2 separate regions of the Homo sapiens genome follow, and region 2 is linked to region 1. Evidence: chromatin loops called from intact Hi-C (ENCODE). Cell type or tissue: B cell. All regions are shown on one strand. Each heading gives the region's core, and the rest is flanking DNA. Links, peaks and the distances in the headings are about the cores only. Region 1 overlaps GNA12 (G protein subunit alpha 12). Region 2 overlaps GNA12 (G protein subunit alpha 12).

Region 1 (16,128 bases), core at 3,386-11,385:
TCTGTATCCTGTGTTTGTTTTTTTTTTTCTTCTTTTTATTTTTTGCTTTTGAGACAGAGTCTCACTCTGTCACCCAGGCTGGAGTGCGATGGCATGATCTTGGCTCACCACAACCTCCGCCTCCTGGGTTCAAGCGATTCTCCTGTCTTAGCCTCCTGAGTAGCTGGGACTATAGGCGTGTGCCAATACACCCAGCTAATTTTTGTTTTTTAGTAGAGATGGGGATTTCACCATGTTGGCCAGGCTGGTCTCGAACTCCTGACCTCGTGATCCAGGGCCCCCCTCCCCTCCCCCCAAGTTTCCAAAGTGCTGGGATTACAGGCGCGAGCCACTGCGCCCGGCTCCACATCCACTTTTTTAAAAAGTGTAGTAAAAAACATATTGACATAAAATTTACCATCTTAATCATTTTAAAATGCACAGTTCAGTGGTGTTAAGCATATTAACGTTGTTGTGAAACCGATCTCCAAAACTTTTTCATCTTGCAAATGTGAAACTTTGCACTAATTAAACAACTCCCATTTCCCCCCATCTGCCCAGCCCCTGGTAACCAGCATTCTACTTTTTGTTTCTATGCATTTGACTACTTCAGGTTATCACATAAGCAGAATCATACTTCTGCGACTGGCTTATTTCACTTAGCATAATATCCTCAAGGTTCATCTCTGTTGTAGCTAGTATGTTAGCTGCAGTCTTTCCTTTTTAAGGCTGGCTAAAATTCCATTGTGTGTATGTACTACATGCTGTTTACCTGTTCATCCATTGATGAACATTTGGGTTGCTTCCGCCTTTTTTTTTTTTTTTTTGAGACGGAGTCTTGCTCTGTCGCCAGGCTGGAGTGCAGTGGTGCCATCTTGGCTCACTGCAACCTCCGCTTCCCAGGTTCAAGCGATTTTCCTGCCTCAGCCTCCTGAGTAGCTAGGATTACAGGCACCCACCACCATGCCCAGCTAATTTTTGTATTTTAAATAGAGACAGGGTTTCACCATGTTGGCCAGGCTGGTCCTGAACTCCTGACCTCAAGCAATCCACCCACCTCGGTCTCCCAAAGTGCTGGGATTACAGGTGTGAGCCACCGCACCTGGCCAGCTTCCACCTCTTAGGCATTGTGAATAAAGTTGCTATAAACATGGGTGTGCAAATATCTCTGAGACCCTGCTTTCCATTCTTCTGGATAAATACCCCGAGGAGGCACTATTGGATTGCATCTGGGTCTCTTCCTACTATATGGCTGTGCCATTTTACATTCCCACCAACAGTGCACAAGGGTTCCAGTTTCTCCATTCCTCACCAACACTTGTTATTTTGTTTTTCTTCTGATAGTAGCCATTCTAATGGATGTGTGGTAGTATCTCATTGTGATTTTGATTTGCATTTCTCTGACCATCAGGGATACTGAGATACTTTGCATAGGCTAGATGGCCACTTGCTTATCCTCACTGGAGAACTGTCCATTCAAGCCCTTTGCCCATTTTTTAATTGGGTTATTTAACTTTGCTTCTTGTTGAGTTGTAGGAGTCTTCATACATTCTGAATGTTAACTCTTTTCACATATATGATTTGCAAATATTTTTCCCGTTTTATAGGCTGCCTTCTCACTCTGTTGATTGTGTCCCTGTACCCACAAAAATGTTTACATTTGATGTGCTCCCATTGGTCTATGTTTTCTTTTGTTGCCTAGGCTTTTGGTATCATACCCAAGAAATCACTGCTAAATCCAGTATCTTGAAGCTTTCCCTCTATGTTTTCTTCTAGGAGTTTTAGTTTTCGTGATTATGTTTAAGTCTTTAAGCCATTTTGAGTTATTTTTTGTATACAGTATAAGAGTTGTGGTACTTAAAAAAAAATAGCTATGCTGCATTCCACTGAATAAATGTACAATCACTTATGTGACCCTTTCGATAGCCACCTGGGGGCATTTCCAGTGTTTTGCTGCCATCAACAACTGTGACATGAATACCCTTTATAGTACCCTCTCTCACACACAAGAACAACTGTTTCCCTGTCTTCTTATTTAAAATCAACTCTTGGCTGGCGCGTTTCAAGTTTTTTACTTCTTCATTTGTATTGTAACTCCTAACCTTTAAACCCTTAGCACCAGATATATTTTGGAATTCAGAAACTTTCAGATTTTGGAAAGATAACATGGTACATATGCTATGCATTACCAAATCCTCATCGTAAATAAAATCTGAGAATATTTCTACAATAACATAGATTTGTGTGTGTGAACAGTTGTACTAATGGAGACTATATTTTATTTTATTTTAGTTTTTGAGACGGAGTCACTCTGTCACCCGGGCTGGAGTGCAGTGGTACAATCTCGGCTCACTGCAACCTCCGCCTCCTGGGTTCAAGCAATTCTCCTGTCTCAGCCTCTTGTGTAGCTGGGACTACGGGCACATGCCACCATGCCTGGCTAATTTTTTTATTTTTAGTAGAGACAGGGTTTCACCATATTGGTCAGGCTGGTCTCGAACTCCTGACCTCAGGTTATCCACCTGCCTTGGCCTCCCAAAGTGTTGGGATTACAGGCATGAGCTACCGCTTACAGACCTAATGGAGACTATAAATGGCCACGGGTATGTGAGGCCAGGCTTTGCTACTAAACAAGTCCAAATTGAGTTAGATTAGGTTTTGCTGCCAAATAAGTGATCGGAAATGGTTTCTGTTTTCCAAGTTTAAATACAGCAAATGTAGTGACTAAGGAATTGCTAATTCAAACCTGGATCTCTCAGCTTCAAAGTCATGTCACTTCATCCAGTGAAGATCAGTAGCCTTCCTTTTTGAGGTCCTGGCTTAGCAAGCTACGTTTTTCCTAGTATTTCTCTGCTTCAGAGAACTCAGAAAAACACTAACTGCATTCGAGGACTGCGTGAAATGAAATCACATCCTAGAGTCCTGAGACATGCCCTTAAAATCATGGATGTAACACTCAGGAAAACAAAGGTTAGAGTAAAACCTAATGCTAATAAGTTTTCTTTCAAAATGGTTATAATGCAGTTACGTACATTTAGAAAATTAATTCAGTTATAAAATTAGGTAACAGGTGAATATGCTCTCAAGGTAAAAAAAAAACAAAACAAAACAAAAAAAAAAACAGTAAACCTATGGATAAAGGAGAGTTCATTCCCACTCATTCCCACAACTATTAATCACTGTTATCAACTTGGCATACACTTTTCTACCTTTGTTTCTGTATTTAATATGTGTATATTGTATGTGGAGAAATCTACACTTTAATGATTTGTTTGGTTTATATAAATGGGATAAACTACTACACATTGATTGTTTTCCAAGTTGGTTTTTACCCTTACCATGCCTTAGATATATTTCCTTTTCTTTGAGATGGAGTCTCGCTCCGTTGTCCGGGCTGATCTCGGCTCCCTCCACCTCCTGGGTTCAAGCAGTTCTCCTGCCTCAGCCTCCTGAGTAGCTGGGATTACAGGTGTGCACCACCACACCCAGCTAATTTTTGTATTTTTAGTAGAGACAAGGTTTCACCATGGTAGCCAGGCTGGTCTCGAACTCCTAACCTCAAGTGATCCAACCGTCTTGGCCTCCCAAAGTGCTGGGATTACAGGCGTGAGCCACCATGCCCAGCCACCTTAGAGCTGTTTCTGTGTGGACCTTCATTCCTTCTAATAGCCATCTGGTATTCTACTTAAACAGCATCACTGGCAGGTATTTACGTAGTTTTAATTTCTGCTACTACCATCAACATTGCAGAAACCATCCTCATGCACACCACTTCTGGGACATGTATAATTATGTCTGTAAGCTAGGTATCTGTAAATAGAACAGCTAGGTCAAAGAGTATCCATATTAATTTTTTAAAACAGCTCTGGCCGGCTGGGCACGGTGGCTCATGTCTGTAATCCCAGCACTTTGGGAGGCCGAGGTCGGCGGATCACGAGGTCAGGAGATTGAGACCATCCTGGCCAACACGGTGAAACCCCGTCTCTATTAAAAAAAATACAAAAAATTAGCCGGGCGTGGTGGCAGGCGCCTATAGTCCCAGCTACTCAGGAGGCTGAGGCAGGACAATGGCACGAACCCGGGAGGTGGAGCTTGCAGTGAGCCGAGATCGCACCACCGCACTCCAGCCTGGGTGAGAGAGTGAGACTCTGTCTCAGAAAAAACAAAAACAAACAAACAAAAAAAACACAGCTCTGGCCAAATTCTCTCCCAAAAAGGTTGTACCAATTTATATCCTAATGAACAAGGGTTTAAGATACCCACTTCTTTATACCCTTAACACACTGGATATTATCAATTGAATTTTTTTCTGAATTTGATGGGTGAAAAGTGATATGTCATTACATTTTAAGTCTAAGTGTTTTTGTTTTTTTAAATCATGGGGGGGCAAGTACTTTTTCAAAATTGCTTTTATAAAATTAAAGGTTTATAATAGGAAGTTACAATAAAATAGATCATAGTGACATGCAGAGCTAAGATTCAATTCAAGCTATAGACTGGCCTGGTACTGTGAGGAAAATAAAATATATCCTCAACATTATTCAACTGCATAGATAGCAACAAATAAACAAACCTACAATGTATGACTTTACTGAGGTTCACTGCCATAATATACTATAAACAGGATAACCATATGCCCCACTTGCCCTGGAGAGTCCCAATTTGAGTCAATCATCTTGGCAAAATTGTTTAATAGGGTCTTGTTTTATTTATAAACATGTCCCGTTTGGAAATTAAATTAAATGATCACACAATTTTAAATTTAGGCTCAAATTGAGGCTCAATAGCCTCTAGAACCATATCAAGCTCAAAGAGTTCAATTCTGACATAGTTCAGCTAGGCTTGTGACAGGGCAATGCTTGTCCATTGGAGTTGGCATTAGATTAAGTTAGAGTTAGCTAGGCGTGGTGGTGCACACCTGTAGTCTCAGCTACCCAGGAGGCTGAAGTGGGGGAAATCTCTTGAGCCCAGGAGTTTGAGGATGCAGTGAGCTACGATAAGCGTGCCTGTGAAAAGCCACTGAGCTCCAGCCTGGGCCACATAGTGAGACTCCATCTCAACAACAATAACAACAACAAAACAAAACAAAACAACACACAGAAAGAAAGAAAGAAAAAGAACAAACAAAAACAAAGCAACATGGATGCTTCACTGGGCAGCAGAGCTAATGGGATCCTGTGCTTGTTGCTTTGTGTTTCCACGTAGGACGATTACAAATCAGAGTTACTGAAACCGAATGCCCCTTCACTGTATACCATAGGAATACTGGCACTGCCTAAGTGCAAGGCCATCGTGCAAGATTATGGCAATGTTTTAAGATCATCTAAACGTGGACCTGGGGGTACTGCAAGCGCCAGGCTCTGATGACTCCTTGCAGAGCAAATGGACAGGGAACAGACTTAGTAAACCAAATTATTAAAATCAAAGAAAAGGCCAGGCGCCGTGGCTCACACCTGTAATCCCAGCACTTTGGGAGGCTGAGGTGGGTGGATCACTTGAAGTTAGGAGTTCAAGACCAGCCTGACCAACATGGCGAAACCTCGTCTCTACTAAAAATACAAAAATTAGCCAGGTGAGGTGGCAGGCACCTATAATCCCAGCTACTCGGGAGGCCGGGGCAGGAGAATCGCTTGAACCTGGGAGGTGGAGGTTGCCGTGAGCTGACATGTCGCCACTGTACTTCAGCCTGGGCGACAGAGCAAGACTCCCTGCCACTCAAAAAAAACCAAAAAACCAAAAAAACGAAACCGCACATAGTGAACTTGCCCAGTCTGATGACTTCTGACATATGCATACAGCTGTGGGACCATCATAACAGCCAAGATCATGAGCAAACACCCAAACAACTCCCACTGTGGCCTTATCAGCCCTTCCCCTCCCCTGCACTCCCTTCCTGCCCAGGCAACCCGTGGTCGGCATCTATCCCTCCATGTTGGTCTGCATATTCTAGATTCTCATGTAAGTCAGATCTTAGAGGACACTCCCTTCTTTGTGTGGCCTCCTGCACTTGGCACAATTCTTTCCAGATTCGCCCATATGCTGCAGGTTACCAGGTGCTCCCTTTCCTGGCTGAGCAGTATCCCCACAGAAGGGTGCACCCCAGTCTGTTCATCCATCTGCTTGTTGATGGCCACGTTCCCAATGTTCAGCTGCCATAAACATGTGTGTGCAAGTCTTTGTGTGGACAAATATTTTCACTTCTCTTTGGTAAATATCTACATGTGGAAGGGCTAGCTCATGTGATAATTGTATGTTTAACTTTTAAGAAAGTGCCCCGCTTTTCCAAAGCAGGAGTACCATTTCACATTTCTACCAGGGGTGTGTGAGAGCCTGAGTTCCCACCCCCGCCCTCACTGTGCCTTGGGTGGTCGCCTTCCAAAGGGCAGCCTCCTAGGAGAGCATGTGGTGTCTCACCACGGTGTTCAACTGCATGTGTGTCATGACTGATGACGTCGACTGAGCATCTTTTCATGTGTTATTTGCTTCAGGAATCTCTTCTTTGTTCAAATCTTTTGTCCTTTTAAAAAAATTGTTTTCTTGAGTTTTGAGAGTTCTTTACATATTCCGGATAATCTGACAAAGGACTCATATCGAGAATTCCCAAGAAAATGACCAACAACCCAACAGGGCAAAAGATTTGCACAAACCTGTTATAGAAGAGGATATCCCACTGGCCAACAGATGTACAAAAGGTGCCAAACATGCTGGGTGCAGTGGCTCACGCCTGTAATCCCAGCACTTGGGGAGGCAGAGGCAGGCGGATCACGAGGTCAGGAGCTCGAGACCATCCTGGCTAAAATGGTGAAACCCGTCTCTACTAAAAATGCAAAAAATTAGCCGGGCGTGGTGGTGGGCACCTGTAGTCCCAGCTACTTGGGAGGCTGAGGCAGGAGAATGGCGTGAACCCAGGAGGCGGAGCTTGCAGTGAGCCAAGATCGCACCACTGCACTCCAGCCTGGGCAACAGAGTGAGACTCCATCTCAAAAAAAAAAAAAGAAAAAGGTGCCAAACTTATTTAGTCAGGAAAGTTCTTACTTAGAAATGCAAAGTAAAACATCAATTGATACCCACCAGGAGGCTTAAAATCAAGAGGACAATGCCAAGTGTTGGTTAGAACGTGGACTAACTGTCCCACACTGCTGGAGAGACTATAAACCAGTACGGCCAGTTTGGAGAAATAGTTGGCAAACCCAGCAATCCCACTCCTAGGTATATTTCCAAGAGAAATCAGTGCATATATCCATTAAGAGACCTGTCCAAGAATGTTCAAAGCAGCTTTACTCACAGTAGCCAAAAACGAGAAACAAACACCATGTCTGTGAACAGGAGAAGAAATAAATTATGGTGTATTCATTTAATGGAAGGCTATAAAGAAAAAAGAAGAAAATACCAATCCACGTAGCAACACAGATGAATCTCTCAGTCATTAAGCAAAGAAGCCAGCTAAACGATTCCATTTAAACAAACTTCAAAAACAGGCAAAACACTAATCTACAGTGATGGAAGTGAAACTAGCGTGGTCACCAGGAGGAGTGGTATCAATGGGGAAGCAGCGGGAGGGACTTTCTTGGATGCTGAAATGTTCTTTCACGTGGGTGGTGGCTGTGTGAGTAGATACATACGTAAATCTCATTGTGTTGTATACACCTAAGATTTGTGCATTTTGCACACAGAAATTATACTTCAATTAAAACAAATAAACAAGGCTGGGGGCGGTGGCTCACGCCTGTAATCCCAGCACTTTGGGAGGCCGACATGGGTGATCACCTGAGGTTGGGAGTTTGAGACCAGCCTGGCCAACATGGCAAAACCCCTTCTCTACTAAAATACAAAAATTAGCCAGGCGTGGTGGTGGGCATCTGTAATCCCAGCTACTCGGGAGGCTGAGGCAGGAGAATTGCTTGAACCCGGGAGGCAGAGGCTGCAGTGAGCCAAAATCACACCACTGCACTCCAGCCAGGGCGACAGAGTGAGACTCAGTCTCAAAAATAAACAAACAAACAAAACCAGAATGAGATACCTCTACACGGCCACCAGAATGGCTATTTGAAAAAGAGGACAAGCACTGGTGATGAGGTGGAGTAATGGGAACTTGGCCTCTGCTGGTAGAGCACAAATACAAACACTGTGAAAAATCCATGAACACTGAACCCAGGCACACCTGGATGCCCCAGCAAGTCCACCCCTGGACAGCCCTGAGGGAAATGCCTACATCTCTTCACCAAAAGACAGGTTCTTGAATACCTACAGTAACATTTTTGTAATGACGCTGAGCTGGCGTCTACCCGGACGCCCATCACCAGGAGGGCAGGGAACTAAATTGCGGGACATTCACAAAATGGAATTACCATGCAGCAACAAGGAAGAACGTGCCGCAGAATTGGAAGAACCGCACAAAACGAAATGGCGACGAGAAGGAGCCAGTAACACAGGAGTAAATACCGTGTGAGGCCACAGATGAAGCAGCAACGCAGAAATACCCATTCTACAGAACAGCTGGTGTTCACGGTCAGAACTGGTTACTTCTGGAGAGCAGAAGGTGGTGTGAAGATGAAAGGGGTTCTGGGGCACAGGTCATTGTTTCCTGAGCTGGCGGCAGGTCACACAATCTGCTCAGTTTGTGAAAACTGAGTTAATATAGATGCACTTTTATTTCTATACATGTATATGCATATATACACACATGCATGCATATATATGTGTGTATATATATGTAATTCTCCAATAAAAACATTTTTTAAATGAAATAGGGAAAGGTAATAGGTAGTGGTGGGTGCGGTTTTGACTTTAATCAAGATTGTCAGGTAAGATTTCATGAAGATAACATCTGAGTCAAAACCTTGATGAGATAAAGGAGGAAGTGCATTCCAGGCAGAAGGAACAGCAAGCACAAGGGCCCTGATGGCGCTGGGAGGCCCTGAGTGTGCAGGGAGCAGCAGGAAGGCCAGTGCGCCTGCAGCAGTGACAGAGAGGAGGGGAGCAGGAGATGGGCTTGCCGAGGCAAAGGGGGGGTCCAGGTTGCTAATGTGTCGAATGCTTTAATGATATAAGGGTCAAAAAAAGTACAAGGTTTGAGAACCTACAGTCAACACGTGTCACTGAATCTTCATTCCTTTTGCACTTACAGGTTTGTCTTCCTTTTTATATAACTTCTTTCAAAGGTAAATAAAATCAGGCACGTCTAAGAATAAACATAAGTACAAAGCCCAGGGTACTTGTTTTTCCCCCCTTTTAAACACTGTCACATATTTACGCAGCTATCTGTGTTACTGAGCCACCTTCTTACCTGGGGTTGGGTTGACTCATGCACAGTGGTTGGCACAGCAGGCAGTCAAGATATGAGAGTCAATATTAATAATATTCTCAAAAGAGTATGAATTGCACAATTTAATTTACCGACATCCCTTCCCAATTTGGTGGCACCAGACGTGGCTTAAAGAGTTAAACAATTTGGACTTTTCACTATGTGATGAGTTACTTCCCCTCTACTGAGGATGACTAACATCTTTCAAGTTTTTGGATAGACAATACATGCACAGAGTACCAAATTCGTAACAGGGGAGGAGGACGCTAGAGAAACCAGTGTCTCAGCTCCCTAGCTCTCCTTTCTGTAGGCAGCCGCTGCGCCAGCTTCCAGGGTGTTGAGGTTTGATTTGAATAGGCTTAAGATATCCTTTCTCTGGTGCTAGTATGCTGCTTTTAATTTTGCAGCCTCATTTAGGGTTAGATACGGTCATATTAAGTTGATGGGAAGGAGACAGAGCCAGCCTGAATGTCCTGGGTGATGAGGATTGAAGTCATGGGGTCTAAAAAGGTTCTGGAAGACGAAGAGTGGGAACGACAAACCGAGAGGAGGAAAATCATCTGCAAATAAAGCCTCCATTGCTGATCCCTTCTATCTCAGCCACAGCAGCTCAGGAGGAACGTCGTGCCCAGTGTCTCGAAAAGGCCTGGAGCCGAAGCACTCTGCCAGCTCTTTTCATAAACGCAGAAGCAAAACAGAGCTGCCTGGTCTATGGGCATCTGCGAAACTTGGATACTAAACGCCTGTGTCCTACCCAACAGCCTGTTCTAACGTGACGGGCTTTCTTAGGAGAAGATATCTGCCATCAAACTCTGCCTATGAATTAAAGCAGAGGGCCAGGCTCCGAATCACGTCACAAGTGGAAGAGACCTCAGAGGCTCATCAGTGGCTCTCAATACAGGCCAGGCTCAGAATCACCTAAGGAGCCTCCCACAGAGCTGGCAGAGTCCTCCCCTCCCTTCATCCCTCACACTACCTGGACAGGTTACCCAGGGGCACAGGGCCCAGACCCGTACTGTGGAAAAGGTCCGTACAGCTAGGCTTAATGCAGCCATTCTGCCTGCCAGCTGGAGAGACAGAAACTGCCGGTGGCTATGGGGCAGCTCCCCTGGTGGGAAGGCCCTGGACACAGCTGGCAAGTATAGCCCTGGGGGCTAACAATGGGTCTTTTGATTTTTTTTTATGAGACTGGGTTTCACCCTGTCATCCAGGTTAGACCGCTCATTGCAGCCTCAACCTCCTGGGCTTCAGCAATCCTTGCTCAGGCTGGTCTCTAACTCCTAGGCTCAAGTGATCTTCCCATCTCAGCCTCCCAAAGTGCTGGGATTACAGGTGTGAGCCACCGCGCCCAGCCAACAAATGGGTCTTAACCAGAGTGAACACTGACTCTGGACTGGGCTTTGCTTGCCTGGTGGAAGAGGCCAGTGCTCAGAGTGCTATAGAAAGAACAGAACAGAAGACACTGCTCGGATCTGGACACCGACCGTCATTTCCTCAGACCAGGGGACACACTGTACATCCCACGGTGTCCAACAACGGGCAGAGACGCATCCTCCTCGGAGTGAGTCTGACAGAGCAGCGGAACGGGGAGTTAAAACCCTGGCTAAGACAGGGGCGATGAAAGCATGAAGGGCTGGCCCACATTCAACGGCTAAAGGACGTCCCCATTCGATGTTCCTGTTTTGTGGATCAGGGAAAGAGGGGCTGGGAAGGAGGCTGGTGTGACCACACAATTCTTGCCGAGAGAGGAGCAGGCTGGCATAAGGATTACACATTTTTCTTCCTTCCTTGCATCACCTCAGCTTGGCCACCCTGCTCCCACTTGGTGCAGTGATCCTAGGACCAGGTCTTGCAACCCCAGTGCTGGAAGCAGAGCTGGTTCCTAAGCAAGAAACTGTACTGTTTTTAAACCTTACGTCGGGGCCAGGAGAGGTGGCTCATGCCTGTAATCCAGGGACTTTGGGAGGCTGAGGTGGGAGGATCACTTGAACCTGAAAGTTCAAGCCTGCAGTGAGCTGTGACTGTGCAGCTGTGCTTCAGCCTGGGTGACAGAGACTCTGTCTCAATAATAAAATAAGAATAAACCTTACACTGGAATTCCAAGGACCTGATGGGGGTGGGTTGTGCCTTTACCCCATCTGGGAGAACTGGGGTTCACGGTGACTGCAGCTGTACTTCCTGGTGGTAAATACAGCCCCCTAGTCCTGCACCTGTGTAGCCCTACCCTATCTGAATGGGAGTGGACTGAGGGGAGACACTGGCTAGGTTATTGCTGCCTGCAATCCAGACCAGCACAGTGACTGAACCTAATGCTCCTTTCAAACGTGGACGCTTGGGTATAAATGAAGAAAAGGAGGACTAGTAGCAGAGGGTAACGGAATGAATAAATGGGCCATATGATAGAAATCCAATGGTATATTAATACCTCGAAAGCAGCTTCAAAACAAGAGATGATATTGTCTCTTAGTTCAATTATACCAGATGCCTGAAAGGGCGAAGCTATATGTTTGGAAATGGAAAGGAAGACCAAATGTATACTTCACAATATCACAACACTGTTATGAATGGAATGGCTGTGCCTCCCCAAATTCCTATCCCTAATTCCCAGTGGGATGGTATCTGGAGGTGGGGTCTTTGGGAGGTGATTAGGGTTAGAAGAGGTCATAGGTGGGAGCATGACCTGATTAGTGCCCTTATAAGAAGACGGAGAGACATCAGAGCTTCTCTCTCTCTCCACCATGTGAGGAAGCAGCAGGAAGGTGGCTGTCTGCAAGTCAGGAAGAGAGCCCTCACCAGGAACCCCACCGGCCAGCACCTTGATCTTGGGTTCACAGCCTCTGAACTGTGAAAAATATATGTCTGTTTTCAAGCCACACAGTGTGTGGAACTGTTATGGCAGCTCCAGCTAAGACAGAAAACATGATGAAAATACTACTCCTGGGGAATCTGCCCACTCAGATGTGAAAGGCTCATAAATAAACTCAGATTTGTTTCTAAACCTTGAACTCATAAGCAAGGAAATTTTAAAAAGATCAACTAAAACTTGTGAGGTGTCCCTGGTGATCCCAGCAAAGATGTCTTCCAACTTCAGAAGAGGAGGGCCTTTCAATCTCCTATTTACCAAACAGCAAATCACAACTGCACTCACATCACAGGAATGTCTCCGAGGAAATGCTCAAACACGAGCTACACTATGCCGCCTTAGCGGCATAGTCTTTTCCAAAGACTCGCTGGGATACATGTGTCCAGTTGTTAATACTGGTCTGCTAGAAGGTTTAGTGAGAAGAGACTTAAAAAAAAGCATATTTCGCCACAATTTTTTCAAAAAGAGAAAAGAAAAAAGTCATAACAACTTAATAAATCAAGCATTTCATTTGGCTTAAACGCAAAATTCTCACAAAACCTCTCCTAAGAACAGCCAGAATAGGGCAGGCCTTGCTTTTTCACAAGAGCAGGCTGGCTTCTGAGTCTCCGATCACCACTTATGGATTGCATCAGCCCATCTGTGCCACCTCCCTCCTATCTCTTTTGAGAATTTCATCTTTCATTCAAAACCACCCAAGTTAAAGTCTGATTTCTTCCATGACACTCACACCAACAGCTCCCTACTTACATAGAGCTGGAGGCTAAATTGTGATCATCTCTCCACAAGTTGGGTAATACAGGCCCCTACTTCAGGAGTTCAGACCCCTGGCTCTCAGGGAGATGAATGGAAGAAAATCGTTCCTCCTATAGCTCATAGCCCACTGCTGAGCACAAAAGAAATTCAAAATCAGAGAGCCAGGTAGGTAAACAAATACTACTTGCTAAGCATGGTGCTAGATGTTTTCACATCTCTCAGAGTCAGTCTAAAAGGAGGGTATTAATACCGCCTTCCTTGATAGCTAAGGACTGAAGCTTCAATAATATGTAGCGAAAATGGTGAGAGTCCAGGGCTCTTCTCATTCCCTGGGCTTTACTCAGTTCTTGTGGAAGCTGATTAAATTTGTTGAAATCTGGTAAAAGTGGATGGGGAATGGGGTTGATACTACCACCCTTTGAAACTTTCAGATTAAGGGTACGTTATATTTAACCAGAATTATTTCAACTGTAAGCCTTCTTTCAGGAATAATACATAAACTTTATGGGAGGCCGAGGCAAGAAGACTGCTTCACAGTGAGACTATCTCTACAAAAAATAAAATTAAATTAGCTGAGGCTGGGCGTGGTGGCTCCTGCCTGTAATACTAGCATTCTGGGAGGCCAAGGCGGGTGAATCACTTGAGCCCAGGAGTTTGACCCCAGCCTGGGCAACATGGCTGTTTCTCTACAAAAAATTAAAAAGCCTGATGTGGTGGCATGCCTGTAGTCCCCCAGCTACTCAGGAGGCTGACGTGAGGAATGCTTGAGCCCAGGAGGCAGAGGTTGCAGTGAAACAAGATTGCGCCACTATAATCCAGCTTGGGTGACAGAGCCAGACCCTGTCTCATAAATAAATAAATAAGTTGGGTGTGGTGGTGCACACCGGTAGTTCTAGTTACTCGAGAGACTGAAGTGGGAGAATTGCTTGAACCTGCGAGTTCGAGGCTACAGTGAGCTATGATCACGCTACTACACTCCAGCCTGGGAGACAGAGTGAGACTCTCAAAAAAAAAAAATTCCTGTCACAGTAATTTTTATAATTCACTCTAAAATTGTTCTCATGGCCTTTTCTGATTATAAAAACACTTCATTTTTAAAAACTTTTTAACTTTTTTAAGACAGAGTCTTGCTCTGTCACCCAGGTTGGAGTGCAGTGGTGTGATCTTGGCTCACTACAACTTCAGCCTCCGGGGTTCAAGTGATTCTCATGCTGCAGCCTCCTGAGTGGCTGGATTACAGACATGTACCACCACGCCTGGATAATTTTTGTATTTTTAGTAGAGATGGGGTTCTGCTGTGTTGGCCAGGCTAGTCTCAAACTCCTGGCCTCATGTGATCTGCCCACCTCAGCCTCCCAAAGTGGTGGGATTACAGGAGTGAGCCAGCAGGCTTGGCGAATAATACATGTTTTGGCCACAGTTAAAAATAAAAATAATTTAGAAAGTGAATGTTTTCATAAACATATATAAAAATAAGAAAAATAGAACAACTGAGGTAGCTCAGTGGATGTACTTACACCACGTACTAGTTTTTTACACATTTCTGTGTACATATATATATATATATATATATATATATATATATATATATATGCCTGTTTTCCCTTCTAAACAGAAACAGGATATATATTTTGCTACTTACCTCACTTTTTCACTTGATGCGTCAGGGACTTCTTTCCATGTCAACATAGAGAGTTCTCTCTCAGCTTTTCTAACCGCTGGACAATATTCTATCACATGGTCAGTATTCCAGTTTAGTCAACCAACCCCTACCAGTGAATAATTAGGTTGTTTCCTTTTTGTTTTTATAAGCAATACAATAAACATCCTTGCAAATAATCTTTGCATATTGATCTGATTTTCCTTTTTAAAATTATTATTGTAAATTATAACAATATAGGAAAAATGCATAAAAGATACATGCACTAACCGATAAAATAGCAATCACAAAGGTCAACAAATGGACTGCAACCAGCACCTCAGAAGCACCCTTATCAAAACACTCGCTCTGTCTTCTAGAAGCAACCACTGTCTTGATGCTGGTATCCTTTCCAGTAGTTTTATCTCCTGTGTATGCACTCTTCAACAATGTGGTTGAATTCTCAATGTAATCACACTATATATGTGCTTATGTATGAATGTAAACACACTATATGTACTCTTTTGTGTCTGGTATCTTTGGGCCAACATCATAATGTTTGTGAGATTGATCATATTGCTGAGAGCTGTCCTCTGCTCATTTTTCCTGCAGCATTCAGAAATTAAAAAAAAACAATTTACTCACCCATTTTACTGTTGAGGAACATTTGGATTTTTTCAATTATATATAATGCTATGAACATTTACATACATGGCTTTTCATACCTAGGATTGGGATTACTGAGCCACTGGAAACACATATCTTAACTTTAGTAAATCATACCCATCTGTTTTCCAAACTAGAGAAACCAACTTGTGTTCCCACCAGCACTGCAGTGTATGAGAGTTCCTGTCATCCCACATCCTTGCCAATTCTTGGCATTGTCACGTTTTAATTTTTGCAAATCTGTGAGTATATCATAATATCATCTCCTCTTCTCAGAAGTGCCTATTGAAAGCCGTAACTCATACTGAATTGCCTATTTCTGGATACTCACACCTTTGTAGGTTACAGATAGCAAATGACTTCACTGTCACAGCTGGTGCTATCTTTGAAAATATACAGCAGTTCTTAATTTTATGGGAGTCAAATTATTAATCTTTTCCTCTTGGATTTGTACTTTTAGTTCTTTAAGAAATTCTCTCCTACATCAAGATCATGAAGATTCTCTCATATATATGTGTATATACATACACACACACACACACGCACACGTTAAATACATGGTTTTGCCTTTCAAATTTGGTCTCTAATCCATTTCAAAGTAAGTGTCTGTGTGTGTGTGTGTGTGTGTGTGTGTGTGTGTGTGTAGGGTACAATTTCATTGTTCTTTATGTGGTTTGACTACTCTACTTATCTAATTCTGCACCAACACCTCCACTGTATTGAAGTTCTTAAAAAGATAAATCTTAATATCTGATAATTAGAGAAAGGGCTAGCAAACTTTTCCAGTAAACAGCCAAATGGTAAATATTTCAGGCTTTGTGGGTCTAAAGACATGTAGCTGTCTTTACTGTATATTCTTTTTTCTCAAGCCTTGAAAAATGTAAAGAACAATCTTATTTCATGGGTGGGCGTACAAAAATA
Region 2 (12,038 bases), core at 4,039-12,038, 48 kb after region 1:
CACATCACATCACATCACATCACATCAGGGGCTTTGTGCTCCTGTCAGTCACAGCCACCTTCTACGATGGTGCTTCACCAGGGCCACATGAAGGCACAGACGTTACATTTATAAAACTCAGCATCTGTCTAGATGCCTAGGAAACCCCACCTCTAATGAGAAAGTTGGTAAACAAAGCAGTTATTTGGCCCCTTTTTTGTTAGGTTTAAGGATAAAGGATAAACACATATATAAAATCAAAAGAATCCAGTGACCTTTACTTTTCAAACTTTAAAAAAAATTTTATGTTTAGAGACAGAGTCTCGCTCTGTCGCCCAGGCTGCTGTGCTGTGGTGCAATCATGGCTCATTGCAGCCTCAAACTCCCAGGCTCAGTCTCCTGAGTAGCTGGGAATTACCGGCATTCACCACCATACCCAGCTAATTTTATTTGTAGACACACAGTCTTGCTATGCTGCCCAGGCTGGTCTTGAACTCCTGGCCTCAAGTGATCCTCCTGCCTGGTATCCAGCAACCTTTAAAAGGTAATTGTTTCCCCTTCTATAACAAGAGGTTACAGTTTATATTTTCAAGCTCTAAGATGAAACAAAGTTTCAAACTATAAATATTTATGAGCTTTGAGGAAACCGGCTTTCTCCACAGTCATGTTTTCATTTAAATTATTTTAAAAAATAGATGACTCCATGCCCATAGTACCAATTTCACTGGTTATTAAGGGGCATCCAGGGGAGAGTCTCCTCCTACCTCCCCTTCCCCAGAGGGAACAGAAGTTCCCAGTCAGTGTAGCTTGCGTAAGGGGACATCACTGAGTGATGCCAGCACAGCGCTCCTTGCAGGAAGCCACCACAATATCTGCTATACCTCCAGAGGGAGAGGCTGGGGACATTCCGGGAGAGCTCTCAGGTGGGGAAAAAAAAACAAACAAACATGCTGGATGGTGAGCAAACCAATCTGTGAAGGAAATGAAAATGGAAATGGAGGCAATCGCCCCATGTGAGCTGTCAGAGTGCAGCTGGAGGAGCAGGAAACAGCGTATTCGTTAGGAGATCTGGGAATCTGGGGCCACGCCTAAGTCTGCCCATCTGCAAAGACCCCTTGTCCAGAAGGTGTGGACCACGGAGATTGTGATGTTAATTTCACTGAACTGGGCCACAGGGTGCCTGATGCAACACCGTTCCTGGGCGTGTCTGTGAGGGTGCTCGAGATGACATTAGGATTAGGACAGTGGGTTCAGGAAGGTGGACTGCCCTCCCCAAGTGGCTGGGCACCTTCCAATCCCTCAAGACCCTGAATAGATCAGACGGCAGAGGGAGGAGGAGTTCACCCCTCATTTCCTGCCTCGCCGCCGGAGCTTGGACATCTCATCCTCTCTTGCCCTGGGACTGGATGTCCACCATCGGCTGCCCAGGTTCTCAGGCCTTCGGACATGAGCTGAGTTTGAATCACGCCTCGGGCTTCCCTGGGTCTCTAGCTTGCCACACAGAACATGGGACTTCTCAGCTCCCAGAATCACGTGAGTGAAATTCTCCATCATAAATCTCCTTTTATACATCTATGTATCCTGTTGGCTGTGCTTCTTTGGAGAATCCTGACTGAGATCAGGGAGATCTGTGGCCGAGGAGTTGAACGGAGTGAGACTCACCCTGGACCCAGGGTGTGCAATGAGTAGGTGCTCAAAACGGCAGCACTTTCGGTTTCCATCTGGTGTGCTTCCCGAACCCTGCAAGTCAACATTTAAGAATTCCTATAATCTGAATTAAAGACAATTAGAGACATCAGAATAAAGCCCTGCTCAAGCTTCTCCAAGCTCACAAATAAAATCAAAGACACAAACCAAGACTTTGAGGAAATTTCTTCTGCACCCATGAAGTCTTTACTGGGAAGGCCTTCTCAGTGCGGCCTTACTGGACCATCCTATTTAAAGCCGCAACTCCCACCAAAAAATTCCTTATTTCCTTTTCCTGCCTTTTTTTTTTTTTTTTCGTGGCATAGAATCTCAGAGCTGGAAGGAGCTCTAAAAGGCTGGACCAGTCACCGTCCAGATGTGAACTCCTTGCATATAACGGCCTTCCACAGAAGTTTATCAGCCTGTCCAACACACATCCTAGAAAGGGTTCCCTGACCTGCCCCGCACTGCTCCCAAGCACCCTTCCTGTGCTCCCGACAGCACCGGGTGTGCACTGCTCCCCTCCACAGCACTCACTCACACGACTGCCAGGCATCCTTGCTAGGCACGGCCTGGGAAACATTCTCCGTTTCATTTCAAATGCCTACAATACAGTAGGCGCTCTGCACTCGGCATGGCTGACAAGGACGTCACTGTATCCAGGTCTAATCTCGCCCCTTCCACCCAATCCAGTCCCCTGTCAAAGCCACCAAGCGCCGCCACTGTGGCAGGCTCCGAGGACACAACAGAGAACCAGACAGACAAGGCCTTGCCCGCATGAGGCTTCCAAGCTCACTGGAGAAGGAGCAATACAAAAAGCAAGTGGACAGGAACATCGGCGAGGTGCCTGCGGTCCGGCACTGTGAGTGTGCTCTCAAGGAGGAAGCCAGTCAGCGGACCTACAGTCAAGGAGGCTGCTTAAATGAGGGCTGTTGGGGAAGGCGGCTCAGGAGGAGGCATTTACAAGACCTTAAGGAGGGGCCGGCTGCGCAGCAGGGGCAGGAGGAGCTTTCCTGGTGGAAGGAATCTCACGCACGAAGACCCTGAGCTTCGCATTTTTGAAACACTAAAGAAAACATGAGGGAGGCTGGAGCGTGTAGGAGAGATGACTCAGCGCAGGTTGGAGTGCAGGGCTATATTGGCGGCCCAGGCTCCACACTGCAGGCAGCCATATGCCTCTGCCAACCACCCCAGGGCCAAGCACTGGACAACCAGGGACCACCCTGATAGCACAGAGGCTGGGGAAATTACTCAAACCAGCCAATCCTAAACCGCGGATGCTGCCTTGCCCATTTCTTTTCAGAAACCACAATCGAGGCTCTTGCCCACAAGTACCCCTCCGCCTCCTGACCCAGCGTGGTGCTCCCTGGAGCCTGGTGCTCCCCGTGTGGCCCCGTGTGCTGTGCCTCCTGTTTCTACAAATCTGTGAGCACAAGCTCCTTCCTCACAACAGTCCCGTCTGTGTCTTAGCACACCTGATGACGTCCAATCCCAGAGACATTTCCCATCACTCCTCTGCTCCTCTCCATCTACACAAACACTGAATTTTTCATTCATCTGAAAATAAGGGAGATAGTTTTTGAGTTCATTTAATAGCCTTGCTGAGACTTTCCATGAGAAGCAATGGTTGACAGCCCCTGGCAAAGCTGGGCCTGCGTGGAACTGACCCAGCAACTCTGCGTCTAAGTACACATCCCGGAGAGACCCTGGCCGCCGCGCACGGAGGCGTGGACACGGACACACAGTGCAGCACTGTTGGTCGCAGGGAAAACGGTAAACAACCTGAATACGCATTCACAGGGAACGGATCAGCAATTATGGTAAGTAATGTGACGGTGGAAAGAAGTAAACCAGATCTTCACGCACCCCCATGGACAGCACGCACATGTGCTGCTCACCAAATCCTTTTTTTTTGAGATAGTCTTGATCTCGCCGCCCAGGCTGGAGTGCAATGGCACGGTCTTGGCTCACTGCGACCACCACCTCCCTAGTTCAAGCGATTCTTCTGCCTCAGCCTCCCAAGTAGCTGGGATTACAGGTGCCTGCCACTATGCCCAGCTAATTTTTGTATTTTTTAGTAGAGATGGGTTTCACCATGTTGACCAGGCTGGTCTCAAACTCCTGACCTCAGGTGATCCACCTGTCTTGGCCTCCCAAAGTGCTGGGATTACAGGCGTGAGCCACTGCTCCCAGCCTAGCAAATCCATTTTTTAAATGATATATTCAAAATAATGCCATTTCCATAAATTCTTAAAAACAAGTAATATACATATTGATTATGGACTCAAAACATGTACAGAACACAAATTGAATAATTATCCAGCTCATGCCAGGGTTTCCTCGGTGGGAAGGGCAGTAGCAGCAGTGACAGTGAGAATGATATTGAAGCTAACATTCACTGAACACCTACTCTGTCCAGGCACAGGTCTAGCACACATTAACTCATTCAATTCTTAAGAGCGGCCAGGAGACATCCATGATTACTGTCCCCATTTCACAGATGAGAAAACTCAGGCTAGAGAAATGATCAGGAATGTGCAATGCACTCCGGTGACTTCTTACCGCCTCCTCTGCTCCCATCAAGTCAGTCTGGGTCTCTGCTGCTCTTCACTGATGCCCCTGCTCTCATTCTTGCCCACTTCCACCTCCTACCCCTGGAGGAGGTCTACACTCCCCACTTAACAAACAATGACCCTTTTAAAAACACAGTTGGGTCAGTTCAACTCTCTACTTAAACTTTCCAATGGCTTCCCATCATACTCCACTTTATTTTTATTTATTTATTTTTGAGACAGAGTCTCGCTCTATTGCCCAGGCTGTAGCGCAATGGCGCGACCTCGGCTCACCGCAACCTCCACCTCCAGGGTTCAAGCGATTCTCCTGTCTCAGCCTCCTGATAGCTGAAATTACAGGCACGCGCCACCATGCCCAGCTCATTTTTTGTATTTTTAGTAGAAACGGGGTTTCACCACATTGGCCAGGCTGGTCTCGAACTCCTGACTTCAGGTGATTCCTCCCACCCCTGCCTCGGCCTCCCAAAGTGCTGGGATTACAGGCATGAGCCACCACACCCGGCCCATACTCCACTTTAAATGAGAATCCTTACACAGCCTGCAAGACTGTATATCCTCCCTTACCCCAGCCACCCCATGTCCACCTGCTCTCTCGCCCTCACTCACTCTGCTCTGCCCACACCAGCCCCTCAGCTCTCTCTGTGGAGACATTATATATTTCTTCACTTACTCATTATTTGTCCCTAACCTGCCCATTACGCAGACAACATGGACTCTGACTTTTGGCCACTGCTGTTATTCCCAATGCTGAAAACAGCCCCTGGCACTCAGATGTTTGTGGAACAAATGAATGAATGCAGCTGATCCAAGGTCACTCAGGATTCTGGTCTAAGCAGTTTGGTTCCAGTATTAGGACTGGGGAGGAGAACGGAACATAGAAGAAACATCTAAAGTTATGACAAATGTTGTCATCTATTAATTGTGAATAAGGAATTCTTTGTTAATTATCATCTCCTCCTTCCATTCCTCCTTCCCTCCCTTTAGTTTTATTTTTAAGTCTCCATAAGTACACTACACATGAATTATTAGTTCCAAATGTATTAGAACACCTGCTTTCATAGTTAGGAAACTAAACAAAAAAAGAAGAAAAAGTACTAGCACACTGTAAGATTGCTCTTAATGTTTCAAGTGGGACTGTAGTTCACTATAACGTATTAAAATTAATTCAATGAACACGGAATGACTCCCTACACAGCTAACAGGCATGTCAGGGTTTTGTAGGTTCTGGGGGGAGTCATCATTAAGAACATCAATTATTTACATAATAGTGTAATTCTGCCATTAAAAAACTGGCCATCTGACATAGAACAAAGTTTGTTTACCACATCAGTACTGACATCTGGGGGCTGGGGAATTCTGTTTTGGAGCGCCTCACACACTGCAGGACAGTCAGCAGCATCTCCAACCATCAGATGCCGGCGGCACCCATCAGTGTCACAACCAAACACGCCTGCAGACGCTGCCAAATGTCCCCCTGGGGAGCATAGTCTCTCCAACGGAGAACCACTGATTAGAGGCTAGACAAACTACAGCTTGTAATAAAGAAAATACAACTTATAATAAAGAACAGGAAGCCTGGTGCGGTGGCTCATGCCTGTAATCCCAGCACTTTGGGAGGCCAAGGCACACAGATTGCCTGAGGTCAGGAGTTCGAGACCAGCCTGGGCAACATGGTGAAACCCCGACTCTAATAAAAATACAAACAATATTTGGGCATGGTGGCGTAGCCCTGTAGTCCCAGCTCCTCAAGTGGCTGAGGCATGAGAATTGCCTGAGCCCAGGAGGTGGAGGTTGCAGTGAGCCGAGATCGCGCCACTACACTCCAGCGTGGGTGACAGAGACCCTAACTTGAAAAAAAAAAAAAAAAGCAAAGGACAAACGAACAAGGGAGGGAGGCGACTCAAAGTGGCCTCTCCCACAGGTTTCGCTTGCCGTTTTCACTTACTCTCTCTGACCAGCCTCACAACCCTTTCATGGTCCCCTGTAACTAGAAGGCTGTAAGGCAGGCCACAAGCCCGTGGCACGGGCAGAATTCTAAAGATGGCCGGGGGTATTCATCAATTGGGAACCTAGGTGAAAGGTCTTTGCAGAGGTAATTAAGGCTACCAATCAGCTGAGCTTAAAATAGGGCGATTATTCTGGATTACCCTGCGAGCCTGATGGAGTCACCAGTCCTTACAAGCAGATGTGGAAGGTGGAAAAGTCTGGCAGGTTCCTTGTGAGCCGCTCGCTGCTGGTTCTGAGTTGCAGGGGCTGCAAGCAAGACTGGAGGGAGGCCTCCAGGAGCCGAGGGAGGTCAGAAAAGAAACCGGACCTCAGTCCTACAGCTGCAAGGACCTGAACCCTTGCCACAACCTGAATGAACTTGGATGCCGATGCATTCCCAGAGCCTCCAAAAAGGAACACAGTCCGGCTGGAACCTTCCTGTTAGTCTCATGACACTCAGGGCAACCAACTGAGCCACACTGTGCCCAGACCTCTGACCCAAGCAACTAGGAGCTAACAAATAAATGTTTTAAGTCCCGAAGCCTGTGGTAATTTGTTACAGTGGCAACAGAAAACCAAAACAGCTGTGGAGGTGTATGTGACTCATTACTGAAAGGTGAGTTTATAAGTGAGAAACACAATAACCAAAAGCAGTCCCCTTAAGAAATTCCCTAGTCTGCATAAAAGACAAATAATCCAAATTAAAAAAATGGGCAAAGGATCTGTATAGCCATATCTCCAAAGAAGATACGCAAATGGCCCATAAGCACATGAAAAGATGCTATACCTCATTCACCATCGAGGAAAGGCAAACCGAAAACGGGATGGCTGGAATTCAAAGGACAGATAAACACAAGCACGGTTAGACCCCAAAGACGTTATATTGGTGGGAACAGAAATGTTGCGGCCAATTCAGAAACACTCGGGTAGCTCGTCAAAATGTTAAACATAAAGCAACCATTTGACTCAGCAATTCCACTCCTAGGAATACACCCAAGAGAAAACATGTTCACACCAAAACCCGCACATGGATGTTTATAGCAACATCATTCATAACACACAAAAGATGGAAAGAACCTAGATGCCACTGACTGAGGCACGGATAAACAAAACGGGGCGTAGCAAAAGGGAATGCTATTCGGCCGCTTAGAGGGATGACGATGCCACGCTACAGCATGGATGAACTTTGAAGAAACGATGCTAAGAAGTCCGTCGCAGAAGACAACATACTGTATGATTCCATTTACATAAAATGTTCAGAAAAGGCAAATCAACAGCGTCGAGAGAAATCCACGGTGTCGAAAGTGGGCTGGTGGCCGCCCGGGGCTGGGGCTGGGGCAGGAGGAAAATGTGCAGTGGCTGCAGGGTTTCTTTCTGGGGTGATGAAAATGTTTTAAAAATTGACTGTGGTGATGGCTGCACAGCTCTGTAAATAGACTGAAGTCCACTGAATTGTAGGCTTTAAATGAGGGCATGGTATGATATGTGAGTTATAGCTCAATAAAGCTTTTTTTTTTTTTTTTTTAAGCTGAGGCCAGGCATGGTGGCTCATGCCTGTAATCCCAGCACTTTGGGAGGCTGAGGTGAGAGGATCGCTTGAAACTAGCCCAGGAGACATGCAAAACCTATCGCTACAAAAAAATAAAAAATAAAATTAAAAAAGCTAAAAAATTGAAAAAGAAAGTCCCAAGCGCTGTAAAGCACAGAGCACGGAAGTGACACACAGTGTGGCAGCTGCTTGTTGTCCAGACCTGCCCCACCGGCCAGTCACCAGCTCCTGACTCACTGACCACCCTGGCCTCTGCCCTGTAATCTTCCAAAGAGGAAACTCCAACTGTGTCTTTTAAAACTTTTTACTTTAGAGACAGGATCTCACTCTGTCACCCAGGCTGGAATGCAGTGGTGCAATCACAGCTCTCTGCAGCTTTCAAGCTCCTGGACTCAAGCCATCCTCTTGCCTCAGACTCCCATGTAGCTGGGATTACAGGCATGCACCACCATGGCCAGCTAATTTCTAAAAATTTCTGATAGAGATGGGATCTCACTATGTTGCTCAGGCTGGTCTTGAACTGCTGACTTCAAGAAACCTCCTGCCTTGGACTCCCAAAGTGCCAGGATTACAGGCGTGAGCCACCGCGCCCGGCCTACATCCATGTTTTCATCAACATGGACAAAACTCCACAGGAATCACTCCCATTTCACAAAAATGTTGTCTAGGTGAAAGATGCCAATCAATTATTCTCTGGTTAATGTTCTGCTTATTCTTGGCTTAAGAATTTTTGTGATGACGCTTAGATTACAGATGTTCTGCAAGACAGGCTGAGAAACAGAATCATTCCAATCACTCCTGCTGTATCCTGAGGGGAGACTCTCCGCCTGTTCAACACAGGGACACGCTGCCTCCCGTGGCAAGGTGACTGTCTTGCTGCTGACTCGGGCAAAAAGACCATGAGAATGAATTCACCAACCAGGGTTCCCTTCCCTCGTAAATACTGTGAGAAAATGGATGTCAGTCTCCAGCTGACCGCAGAGAAATCACGGCCAGGTGTTGGCACTTACAGAGAAGAATGAATACAGAACTGCTTTAATCATCCACTCAGGAAACTCCCCAATTGTATCAATGACTCTATATAAGGAAGCGAGGCTTGCAACTCCAAACGAACTCACTGGGTGGCCCCAAGCAAAACAATTCACCCCAAACGGTGTGCCCTATGGACAAGAGAAACTCCTGCAGTTATTCTATTTTCTCAGCTCCCTGCTCCTCGTTTTCCTCCACCTTAGCAAGACAGTGATGAACAATGCTAGGTAAGCTCTTTCCCTTCCTGTGGCAAGTCTAGTAGCAAAGGGCTAGTTGCCAGGAAACATGAGGTTACACCATATTCCTGCTTAGTGGAATCCTGACCTTCATGTTACTAAAACATGAAAAATACTTTGTTTACAAGATCATCAATATTAAAATTTGGCTTTCAAGTTCCCTAAGACCTTTTTCCTGTATTTATTACAAGAATTTATTTATGCATCCAACAAATACTCAAATGCCTACTATGTGCTGCCATGGTGCCAGGCCCTAGGGACACAGGGGAATCAGACCAGGCCCTCGCATGCCCGCCCAGGCTGACATTCCAGGATGTGATGACTAGAACTATGTAAAATGTGATATACACATCAACAAGGGTGATTCAGATTACCACCAACATTTCTTAACAAACCTAGCTAAAAAACGTTAGAATGTGCTTAGCCTTCCCATTCTCTTTTAACTTTTTATCTAAACCTACAAATTCTGAAGCTTCTGTGGGAAGCTATGCCTCCTCCGAGATGTTGTTCTTCGTACGTTTTCAACCATACAGCGGCAGCGACTGGAGTGGTTGTTTTGCATGTCAGGCTTCACTGGGCAATTTCTTCAGAATTCAGAGATCTACCTACTGGAACTAGCATCTGTAGACAGTCCAGTAACTAAGAGTGGTAGTTCTGAGTTAGGTGGGCCTGAGACCTGGCACACTCTTAACCTCCCCAATCTAAGACATATCTTATGGAAGTCCCCTTCTCAAACCCTGATAAAGATTGAAGGGCCAAGCGTGGTGGCTCTCGCCTGTAATCCCAGCACTTTGGGAGGCCAAGGTGGGAGGGCTGCTTGAGCCCAAGAGCGTGAGATCAGCCTCAATCAACAAAAAGAAAAAGGACTGCAAGCCCAGGGCAGGAGGACTGCTTGAGCCCAGGAGTTTGAGACCAGGCTGGGCAACATAGTGAGTCCTTGTTTCTACAGAAAAATTAGCCAGGCGTGGTGGTGCGTGCCTGTGGTCCCAGCTACACAGGAGGCTGAACTGAGAGGATCACTTGAGTCCAGAAAGTAAAGGCTGCAGCGAGCTATGATCGCCCCACTGCACTCCAGCCTGGGCGACAGAGTAAGACTCCGTTTCCAAAAGAAAAGAAAGATTTAAAGACAATGACTTGGAAAGGAGTTGAAGGAGATAAACACTCAACCCCCTCAGTCCCTAAGAGAGTCTGCTCAGCCCCCTCCTAGATGTGATAAAAAGGTGCTCCCTAGATTCACTATCAGTCCTCTGCCCATTCCCTGGCCTCCCATTACTGGAATTCAACATGGTTTAGGAGATTAAAGACACTGAGTCTTTCAGGGACATTACAGTTACCAACCACTCTGATGGCCTTGAAGAAAGTAACTTTAATTCTCAGTAACTATTTGTATATTATTTGTAACTAAAAACGTGGGGTCCGAGGCATCATCTATGGCAGGCTTTGTTGGAGGGCCTTTTCCAGGCTTCCTGGTGTAGTCCAGAGACGGCCCCATACCCTGAAGAACCCTTCTGTCTGCTTCATCCAGCATACACACAAACCCAAGGGACCCCGCCTTCCCCAGCTCTACAGAGACAAGAGGGAACTATTTATATAAAAAGGCTACTTATCTGACTGAAGGCTGATAGCAGTAAGGGCAAAAGCGTGTTCTGACACTCCAACTTCAACCGCAGCCCCAATTCAGGACTTTGACGGCATATGCAGGAGGAGTGCTTGGGGAAGGTAACAGGAACAGAGGGCATAAGGAAGAACAAATGAGAACCTTCAAGAATTAGACAATCATTCTTTGGTCTTTCAAGCATGCTAATAATAACCCTCTGCAGATTTAGAAAAATAAAACTGTTCGGGAAGAGGCCAGTCGTTGCTTAAAAGAATTAGAACAATTCGTTCAATAAGCACTTAGGAAGTGTCTGTTACAAGCTGGAATACAGGAAAAATAAAAATGCAATACTCAATGTCAAAGGATCTTTCATTCTAGTTGGCTAGGCAAGCTAAAAAAAAAATTAAAAATTAAAAAAGCATGTTGCAGACATAATAAAGCACAAACTACCTACTAATATCTATAAAACCCAATGCAAATGAGTAAACTTCATAGAATAAAGATCATGCAGTAAAATTACTTAGAGAAAGAAGCAATGTCTTTTCTAAGACTCTTTTTCCCATGAAAATAATGCGCATTCTAGAAAACAGAGATAAGGGCAATAAAAATAAATCCCCTTTAATTAGAGAGAAACGCTCATTACATGTTAGTGTCATTACCATATGCCACCACCATTCTTTTTGCTCACATTCAAAACATGGTTCCTAAAAGATAGTTGACTCCTTTTCCAGTTGAACAGATCACACCCATGTCTGCCTGTCTCAAAAATGGTATTTTCAACATCAACACTTTCACAACATTTCTAGGATCTGACCGCTTCCCAGCATCTCCACTCCTAACACGCTGGTCCCACAGATCAGGATGACAGCCTCTCACTGCCCCCACGTCCACCTGGTCTCCCTCAGTGAGGGTGGCCAGGGCAACCCCGTGAATGTCCAAGTCAGATCCTGCCACTCCTCTGCAGAAATCCTCAGGGACAAAGAGCCCCTCACACACAGAGTTAAGGCCCGCGTCTTCCCAGTGGCCTGCACCCGCCTCTGCCCATCCAGGGGTCTCCTCCCTCACTACACAGCCATCACACTGGCTCCTCTGGGTCTGCGGAGGCCTCTGCACTTGGGGTGCTCTCCCCATCACCTCTGCAGGCGGCTCCCTGCCACCCCTGACATGGACACGCTCTCGCCCTGCTTTCTCCTGCCCCCAGCACTTGTTGCTTTCTAACATTTCATAAGACGTGCCTGTTTACCCTGTGGATCGTCTGTTTCCCACACTAGAATGTAAGCTCTACATGGCAAGCATTTGTTTCCAATGATGTATCCCGGGCACTTGATATACAGAAGGTGCTCGATAAATATCAGCTGATTCACCGACTTATTAAAAGCTGTGTAGTGCCCATCACACACCAC

What was found. A loop is a pair of places that touch in the nucleus more often than their neighbours do. Peaks named below come from ENCODE experiments on the same cell type or tissue, not always from the same donor. Only the 100,000 strongest peaks of a DNase experiment are listed, where the experiment ranks them.
Region 2: a loop joins it to region 1, with 3 times the contacts of the local background. A loop is called at or near these places in 16 of 110 quality-filtered maps.

The regions. Positions count from the first base shown.
Region 1 is chr7:2,765,599-2,781,726 of GRCh38, forward strand. The region is part of intron 2 of GNA12 (G protein subunit alpha 12); the gene reads right to left. Among named protein-coding and RNA genes, the nearest start is that of GNA12, 71 kb to the right of the region's middle. RefSeq lists a silencer at 5,848-5,992 and an enhancer at 7,329-7,378. In B cell, for the core only: no CTCF peak of the experiment used is centred there; DNase peaks (open chromatin) are centred at 5,768, 7,523 and 8,096; H3K27ac peaks cover 1,705 bases.
Region 2 is chr7:2,812,671-2,824,708 of GRCh38, forward strand. All of the region lies in intron 1 of GNA12 (G protein subunit alpha 12), which reads right to left. Among named protein-coding and RNA genes, the nearest start is that of GNA12, 26 kb to the right of the region's middle. RefSeq lists a silencer at 970-1,172 and enhancers at 8,337-9,026, 9,027-9,716, 11,791-12,038. In B cell, for the core only: no CTCF peak of the experiment used is centred there; DNase peaks (open chromatin) are centred at 8,801 and 9,611; H3K4me3 peaks cover 1,567 bases; H3K27ac peaks cover 1,297 bases.